2 separate regions of the Mus musculus genome follow, and region 1 is linked to region 2. Evidence: chromatin contacts called from ENCODE Hi-C data. All regions are on one chromosome and are shown on one strand. Each heading gives the region's core, a stretch centred on a gene start or an enhancer-like site at or near the end of the contact. The rest is flanking DNA. Distances are from core to core; before and after follow the strand shown. Region 1 has its middle 36 kb from the start of Six6. Region 2 overlaps Ccdc175 (coiled-coil domain containing 175).

What was found. A loop is a pair of places that touch in the nucleus more often than their neighbours do.
Region 1: a loop to region 2 is called in a map of v-Abl transformed pro-B cells, with 5 times the contacts of the local background. The contact joins two enhancer-like sites. A Hi-C loop is called at or near these places in 4 of 37 maps with a recorded cell type or tissue (heart and v-Abl transformed pro-B cells).

Annotation. Positions count from the first base shown.
Region 1 is chr12:72,973,801-72,978,420 of GRCm38, forward strand. No RefSeq gene overlaps it. Among named protein-coding and RNA genes, the nearest start is that of Six6, 36 kb to the left of the region's middle. Within about 2 kb of position 3,123, at least 1 of the 3 ENCODE cell types and tissues checked has a DNase peak (open chromatin) inside an H3K27ac peak, as active enhancers do.
Region 2 is chr12:72,102,474-72,106,771 of GRCm38, forward strand. It overlaps Ccdc175 (coiled-coil domain containing 175), which reads right to left. Exons shown (of 21, transcript NM_028687.1): 18 at 4,181-4,224; 19 at 3,331-3,514. Among named protein-coding and RNA genes, the nearest start is that of Jkamp, 19 kb to the left of the region's middle. Within about 2 kb of position 2,263, at least 1 of the 3 ENCODE cell types and tissues checked has a DNase peak (open chromatin) inside an H3K27ac peak, as active enhancers do.

The DNA.
Region 1 (4,620 bases), core at 1,873-4,372, 870 kb after region 2:
AAGCCATTTTAATGGGTTTAAGGAATCCATTATAGGTTTCTGGTGCATAGCACAGTTTGAGAAACACTGGTTTATGATACTGATTCCTACAACGAGGAGAGATCTTACTTCTGAGGTACCTAATCTAAAAATGCACAAACAATTCAAGGAGATTTTGTGACCCAGGTTCCCAAGCCCCAGCCTTAGGTGTTCTGCTGGATATCGCTAGGCTGGGATCAGACACCTGGGATAAAGAAGCGCCCAGGTGATGTCGATGGCACAAGGACCTATGTCCTGTTCTTGTTTCTTTGTCAACTTGGTTATCTGGGAAGAGGAACCTCAATTGAGAAAATGCCTCTATCACTCAAGTCTGTAGGGATTTTTTTTTTAATTAATGATTGCCCTCTGGGGAGACACCATCCCTAGGTAGGTAGGCCTGAGTTGGATAAGAAAACTAGCTGAGTGAGGCGCGAGCCACAAGAGGAATGAGCTCAGGGAGCAACCCATGAGCCGTGGGAGCCAGCCTAGGGCCAGGTGAGCAAATGATCGATCCGATCCATGGGAGTGGGCAGTAAGCAGCCTTCCAATTCAGGTTCCTGCCCAGCTTCCTCAATGGTGGACTGTGATCCATAGGAGCTGTAAGGTTAAATAAACCCTTCCCTCCCCACGTTGCTCTTGGTCTTTTATCTGAGCAAACCAGGGCAGGGAGCACAGAGAGAGAAGGTTAGGTAGGAGATGCGTGCTGTAAGATGCACAAATCCTCAACTCTTGTAAATGGATGCAGAAGGAAAACTTGCCACCAGACAAATAAAAGGTTGTTTGTTTTTAATATAATGTCAACCTAAGACCGTCTTTCTTTTATAATGTCTTCTTAGGATTGGTCTTCCCTCATGAAAGTGCCACCACACTAAATAATTCTCCTCTACATCACCCTGAAATCAGGCTGAAGGTGTTATTAAAGTCATTATAACTTAACTGGCCATTTGCTATCTAGCCAATGGAACTAACCATCATAGATAATTATCTTATAGGAACAAACTGTGGTTTTGTAACAATGGTCTAATTTACTCATTTTGGCTCGTGGACGATATGCGTATATGTTCACGCAAGTGCAAGCACTCCCATGTCATAGCACACACTAGAAGTCAGAGGTTCTCTCCTTTACCTTGTGGGATGTGGGAGTTGAACTCAGGTTACTAGGACTTCAAGCAAGCACCTGTACTCACTAAACACTAATATAAAAGAAACTCATTGACTCAAGACTTTAAACGTTTCTTTAATAAGTCCCGTGTAAGTTGGGGATTAACAGATTCATTTAATTTTTCATAATTCTGTCTTGAGCTCATGGATATGCCAAGTAATAACTTGTAAACTTCAGCAGAAACTGAACACTTAAATTAATATTTAATTTGAGCTCAGAATATGTAAATGCTAATTTATACAGCCCTAAGTCTTACTGAATAGCTGTCTTTATAATGCCAGCTGAATCCTACAATATACAATGCAAAGCAATTGAACACATTAATATTTAACTATTAAGAAGTATGTATTATGTCCACATATTAGCATCATACAAGTCAAGCCTGGTGGTATGATTTTACAATCCTAGCTACTCGGGAAAGTGAGCAAGTTCTAGGACAGTCTAGGCAAATTTGTAACATTCTGTGTCAAAACAAAAAAAGGGGTTAGGGATCTAGCAGGTATGAGATGCTAGGCTCAATACCCATTATCACTCTAAAAAGTCACATATGAATCAATCATACTTACAATTTACTATGTAATAAGAATATATTGCATGGACTTTATGTACTATAATATACCTAAATAATCATGAGCAATCTGCTTAAAAACAAACACTATCATGAGATATTAAGTGACAGTTTTTATGACTTTGGAAGTGAAGAGGTTAGAAGGAGGTGAACACTGAACCCCATGTTCATGCCACTATCCCAAAACAGTATCTTAAAAAACACCTGTTTTAATTTTCTTAGATTTTAGACCGTATAGGTCAGTCTGTCTGTTCGTCCTCCGAGGCCATTCCAAACTTTGAAAGCTAAAACGACCACTGACAGACTAAACTTGCAATTGTGCCCTACTGATCTCACAGTGGATCAGTTAGAAAAGCACACAGAGGCAAAGGCCAGGGCTCGCCTGCCCTGCAAAAGCCAGTTCAAAGCAGCTTCATTTCCAAACGCTGGAGAAACTAAAGCTTTCTAAGGTTAACACCTCACATCCTCTCTGTGTGCCTTAAAGAACTTCGATACATTTTTGTTATCCCTCCTGCTATAAGCTGCCTCCTGCTGGATTCTCTGGAGGAAGAAGATAAAAAAGGGGGCCTTCAGAAAAAGGCAGTGCTCTTCCTGTTCAGGAGGATGTGGGATGTGGCGGAAGTAAGAGGAAAACACACATTCCCGTCCTACCTGGCTGCCGAGCTAACTCATCCTCCCTGGGGCTGCTCCTGGCAATCCTGTGCTCCTGGGCAGCATCCAACGAGCACCCCCTCCCCCAGTAGAAACAACTACCACTTTAAGGAGCTCATGCCCTCCCAACTTGGGTTCTGTTCAAAGTGTTAAAGAGTCCCCAGGTGTACATTTTAACATGGGATCTGCATTTCCCCCGTCCCCTGGTCTTTTGAAACATCCATAAACACCTAATAACTTTTCTTACCAGAAATACTGCTTCGATTGTATTTTAAAAAGAAAAAAGAAAGAAAGAAAGAAAAAAAAACCGTAAACTGCAATTCAGCGCCTGAGAACAGCCCCTCCCACCTCCACTCCAGTCTTCCCAACCCCCCTTCGCCTCCCCCAACCCCACCCTCCCATCCCCAGCAAAGGAGATTCCAAAAGTTCGTTAGGCCATCCCAAACCACAAAATAAAAACTCAGGGGATTTAAATAGTAAATACCATATTTTCCAAGAACGCCTGAATACCTTTAAGTAAAAATTATCTATTCCCCCAGTAAGATAGGAGGTGGAACTCCGGAGAGGGAGTTCTTTTCAGTCAGATGTAAATACACGCAAAGCACGGAGAGGGAGAGGGCTAAGAAAACAGCTTTTCAGTTCAAACGCAAAGATAACAGGACGCCAGGATCTTCGGGTGACCGCAGCCCTTACAGCAGAGCAGCAGCACCACCTGGCGTACAAGAAAGCTCTCTGCTCTGTTTTCTTCTGGCTAGGCAGCCTGTCTCCACAGCTCAGAGACACTGTCACAGGGCCCCAGCTGCAAGACAGTCAGTCTCCTCACTGACCCTGTTGTGATCGTTGTGGTCGCTGGCCCACCGATCCTGTTGTGAGTGACTGGTCTCTGGCCCACCTGTTGACAGCAATCTCTTTCGGACAAGAGCCCATCTTCCATCTTGTTATGAGTACCCCAGCCTGCAGCATGGAACTTGGCAAACGATAGAGATTCAGAAATGGCTCACAAATGAAAGATTCGGTTAAATGTTCAGTTGGGGGAAACAAATCACTCCTACTACCAATACCAAATGTTTCCCATCAACTAACTCTGCAGGTTAAATTGTAGACGTTTAGAATTCAGTTAAATCCAAGAAATTAAACAAGCTTTGAGCTATAAAAGTGCACTGAAGTGACTGGAAATGCCAGTGGAAAATACAGTACTCACAACTGGCTTATCTGAAATAAGTAAAAATTCCTTAACTAGGAAACCCAAGTCCTAACATGCAAAGCAATTCATCAGAATTATGGTACAAATTCCCACAAATCACACTTAAATCACATCTGAAATGCTAGGACCAATGCAAGATACTTAAAAATTTGTCTGATAGGGCTGGCGAGATGGCTCAGTGGGTAAGAGCACTGACTGCTCTTCCAAAGGTCCTGTGTTCAAATCCCAGCAACCACATGGTGGCTCACAACCACCCGTAATGAGATCTGACACCCTCTTCTGGTGTGTCTGAAATCAGCTACAGTGTACTTATGTATAATAATAAATAAATCTTTGGGCTAGAGCAAGTAGAGTAGACTAGAAGGAACGGGCTGACCGGAATGAGCAGAGGTCCTAAAAATTCAATTCCCAACAATCACATGAAGGCTCACAACCATCTGTACAGCTACAGTGTACTCACATACATTAAATAAATAAAGAAATAAATAAACAAATAAATAAATCTTTTTTTTTTAAATATGCCTGATAGACTAAATGCATCGCAGCCAATGCATGGGCATCCTTCATCTGTCAACAACCACAGCAGCAAACTTTCAAGAAGGCTTTCAAGAACAGCCTCTCCATCCAAAACTTATGAATTCCAAGGCCAGAGAACAGTATGACTAATTGTAACTAAAATAAAAACCAGCTGCTTGAAGCACGCCAGTAAGCACACATAAAATGCTGAGAGCCGTGCTCTGTGTTGTGTGGGGCTAGAGCAAGGTACAGAATGGTACCTTGGAAGCAGAGGTAAGTTTAAACCAGCTGCAGCCTGTGCCCAGGGAAGACTCTATGCTACTAATGTCTCACTACAAACTGTCAAGGGCGAGAAGAATTCCTGGTGGGATTCCATGGCAGAAGTCACACTGGTCATATCTTTTTCAAGGAACCAACTCCTGAAACAATGTCACCAAAAGGCTGGAAACATGATTTGTCTATTTCCTCATGGATGGAAATTAGTTTTTAGCTGTTTAGTAC
Region 2 (4,298 bases), core at 1,013-3,512:
CCATAAATAAATAAATAAATAAATAAATAATAAATAATAAAATTTGTAAAACAGCTCTCATCCTAGTTCAGCGTCCATCATGTTTGAGGTCTTCATGACACATTGCAACTTAAGGCTAGAGTACTTTGCTATTCAGACCTGAATAATTTGAAAGGCAAAAATACTCTCTTAATGTGGACTTCTAGATGAGTTTAATTTATCCAAAACTATGAATTTAAAGGACTTTGCTGCTCACTGGAGCCATGTAGAAATTAAAAAAAAACAAAAACAAAATGTGCCTGAGCTCACCCCGATACTCATGATAAGCTGGTCTAGCATGCAGCCTCAAGGTGGATTCTTTTTTTTTTTTTTCCTTCTAACCTAGATGTGGAAGGTTGAGAACCACCGGCCTACAAGTCTCCCTTATCTAGAGCTTAGTTTTCCCAAGGGGCATTTTGGGTTTGGTTTGGTTTGGTTAGGCGTGGCTTTCCCAAGACAGTCTTGTTACGGCTGTTATGACCTACCCTGGGTGACCTTGAGCCTCTGGATCCAGACTGCCTCAGCCTCCTGGGGCAGGGCTCGCACAGTGGGGTTTTCACGATACCCTTTGAATTATTCAACAAATGATTTCACTTTACTCTCTGTAATGTTAATTTTACTGTAACTATAAAATTGAAAGTAGTTATTTTTTCAGAATTAAATGATCAAAAAAATGGGCGTAATAGTATTGAGTCACTTTTCCATCATAAAATGAAAAGGCCACTTTGACCATGCTAAGAATTGGTTTCTCAAAGCATGTTATGATCTACAAAGGTCTTTCTGCAAGGAATGTGTTATTTGATCAATACAAAACACCTGCATGTAACTGAATGCTCAAGGGAGTTGGAATTTTAACTGAACAGATAGTTCTTAAATGCAAATGGATAATCTGTGTGTTTAAAAACAGAACTGCCATATGACTCAGCTATCCCGTTCCATGTCCTAGCACAGAGATGGGCACACATCTGCACGTATCGCTGCTCTAGTCCCAAGAGCAAGGGAGGGACTCAGCCTCAACCTTTATCTGTGGATAGATGATGGATTGTGGGACATGGATACAGTTGAACCTTATTCTGCCATAAAGAGAAAAAGGAAGTGATAAGATTTGTAGGAAAATGAGTGAAAGTGGAAATAGTAGGTGGGGCCACTGGCTTGGGAAATCAAGTGTGACGAGACCTCTTCTGTGCAGATCCCAAGCTTTCAGCTTTTCTAAATGTGCATTCCATGTGGGAGAGGGGATGGAGAGGTGGCAGGAAACTAGAAAGGGGCCCGTAGAAGGCGGAGAGAGAGGCCGCACAGGAGGGAACTGGGAGAAAAACCACATGGGATGTGAAGGAGGAAATGATTGCACCCCATACGGACAGGGTGAGCAGTGGACAAGGCATGGGGGGGGGGGGCGGGTCACGGAGACGGGGAGAGAGGAGCACCTGAGTATTGAGGTTCAGCCAGAACTAGTTATGTGTGGAAACGGCACACAGGAACCTGTTACTGTGAATGGTGATTTAAAAATACAAATAAATATAAGAAAGTATATTTAAATTCATTTTCACTCTGACTTGAAATTAAGGAAGAAATTATGAAACAAAGTTCTTTTAAAAGTTGTCATCGCCTTGTGTGTGTGTGTATGTGCGTGTGTGTGAGTATGTGTGTGTGTATGAGAGTGTGAGTGTGTGTGTATGTGAGTATGTGTGTCCACGTACATGCATGGGGGGGCAGTGAGTATAGCACATGTGTCACAGTGCATACAGAGCTCAGAGGACAACTTGTAGGGTGTATATAGGTCTCAGGTATTGGGCACAGGTGTCTGTCAGGCTCCATGGCTAAGGACCTTTACCCACTGAGCCATCCCTTTGACCCAAAACACTTTTAATAATTTAAAAGTAATCAGTACTGCTACTGTTTGGTTTACGTATACGTGCATTTCTGCTTACAAGACAGAAAAGGTACAAAGTTAATTGACAGTTTTCAGGTGAGTTCTGGCAATCTAGCATTCTGATAACCTCATTCCTCTTTCCAGTTGTACTTGGGGCTCTTGGGCAGCTCCCATCTGCACCTGTCTCTGACAGCTCTGTGTGCTTTCTGCTCCTTTATCTCCAGGAGAAGAGGCCCATTAGGTCTAACCATCTCTTCTCTTGCCCAGGGATTCGCAGTACAGTAATGAAGCTAGCGTAATGGGTGTGAAAGGGCAGGAACTGAAAGATTGTACTGATATACTATGTCCAACAGAGAGCAGCAGAGAGCTGCAGAACTGGAAGCAGTCCAGGGCTTCTAGAGAATTGCAAGCAATTCACAAGTCAGAGACTCCTTGGCTGTAAGGTGGTGGAATAATAATAATAATTCAAGGGTCAAGTGGTACTCGCTTCTCTGGGACAGGGGGAGATTCCAGACACCCAATGAACAGTCAATATGGGTTTGATATTTTATAACCGCCGTTTGTTGTCTTTCTAACTCTACAATCAGGAAAAGTGAGAAAGGCGTGAACAGCAGGAGGACAATCCGGGCCTGGCTTCTGAGTCCACCCACATTCTGTCGCGTGCCCCGGGAGCTGAGAAGGGCAGAGAGCTATGGCAAGCCGGGGGTCTGCCTCCAGAGCTCAGCTCAGCTTCCGGCTCCTCAGAGGCCCCAACTCCTGACTCCTGCTACAGAGACTTTAGTGATGGCAGCGCCAAAACCACTATCTGGCCCTGGTCAGGGGAGGAGCCGCCAAACTCTGGACTGGACTGTGAATCCCATTTGAGCAGGGAGTGTCTCATTCCCTGTGGTATCTTAGAGCTTGATTCAGGACAGGAGGTTAGTAAGTGCTTGTTGATGGTAACATTTTATTGGCTCTAAATAGAATAGCTCACTTTGTCTTTGTTTAGTTTAAATGGTTTATTTTGGTTTTACTTTATGTGTGTGAGTGTTTGCCTGCATGTATGTATGTATGTGCACTACATGTTTTTGTTTTTCAACAGAGAATGTCTGTGAATCGGGTGTGGTGGCCTATATACCCAGCACTCAGGGAGTCTGGGCAGGAAGATTCTGAGTTCCCACCACACTAGACTCCACAGTAAGATTCCTATCTCAAAAACAAAGTCGCTAGTTTCTTTTTTGTAATCATGAGCAAAATTTAGTTCTCTTGAAAATCTTCTCAAGTGAAAGGAAGAAGTGATGAGCTGTTCGGACAAACTCGACCCAAAGTGAGAAGGGTGTTTGGTGGGAGGCCCAGCACCACAGAGCACTGCCCTTTTCCTTCCTCTGATGACCGGTTCCCGAGGACCCCCTTATTTTGATGTCACTAGCTACTAGAAGGCGGCTGAAGTGCTATCTTACCGAGCTTCTGGAGATCCTCTTTACTAAGGCTGGCCGGTGAGTCCTCTTCCATAAGACGACGCAGCCTTTCGAATCCCCCCACGAGCCAGGTGCTGATGGACTCAATTTTCTCATCCCTGTACTGCAGCTTCGCCACCAGAGACTTAATTTCTTGCATAGTGTCTTCTCCGGTGCCCACCAGTTCCTTAAAGGGACAGCATTTGGGGGTGTGCGGATACAAATTACAACGAAATGAATATCATTCTGAGTGGATTGTTTCCAGAGGTGATGCTATGTATGAAAAGTTGTCATTAGTTACACAAAGTAACTTTTAGAGACTAAGAAGAGGCAGGATTCAGAGCCAGCTACCTGACTCCTCTCCTACCTACAGGGAGGAGGGATGGAGAGGCAGAACAGCTGGTAAAATAGAGTGAGCCTAGAGTTCACAGCACAGTCTGAAAACCAGATGTGTTCTATGTGAGCTTGCAAAGACAAAGGAGGAAAGGAAAGAGAGGGAAGATGAAGAAGCAGGGAAGAAGGGTGGAGAGGGGACTGCCCACCCATCACACTGAGAGATACTGCAAGAAGATAGTTTCTGAAAGGATTAAGATCTCATGGTTAAGTTTGGCACAACGGCTATGACGGGACCACCACCCTACCATCCTTCTGCATTTTAACAATTCTGTCCATATGTACACGAATACATACCAGTTACACGCACAGGTGAACACCACACACACACACACACACACACACACTCACACACACACACACACACACACACATACTCACACACACACACACACTTTTAAATAGTAGATGAATTCTTTTTGAGACATGATATGCAAAACAATGCAGAAAGAGCCCTCACCTTAATTATGATCTGAAATCCTGACAGCAGATCTGAATAGTGTGCTGAAATATGCAAATGCAATAGTTAATAAAACAATATTAGTATTTTAATAATTAAAAGTTTTAAATTATTTTTC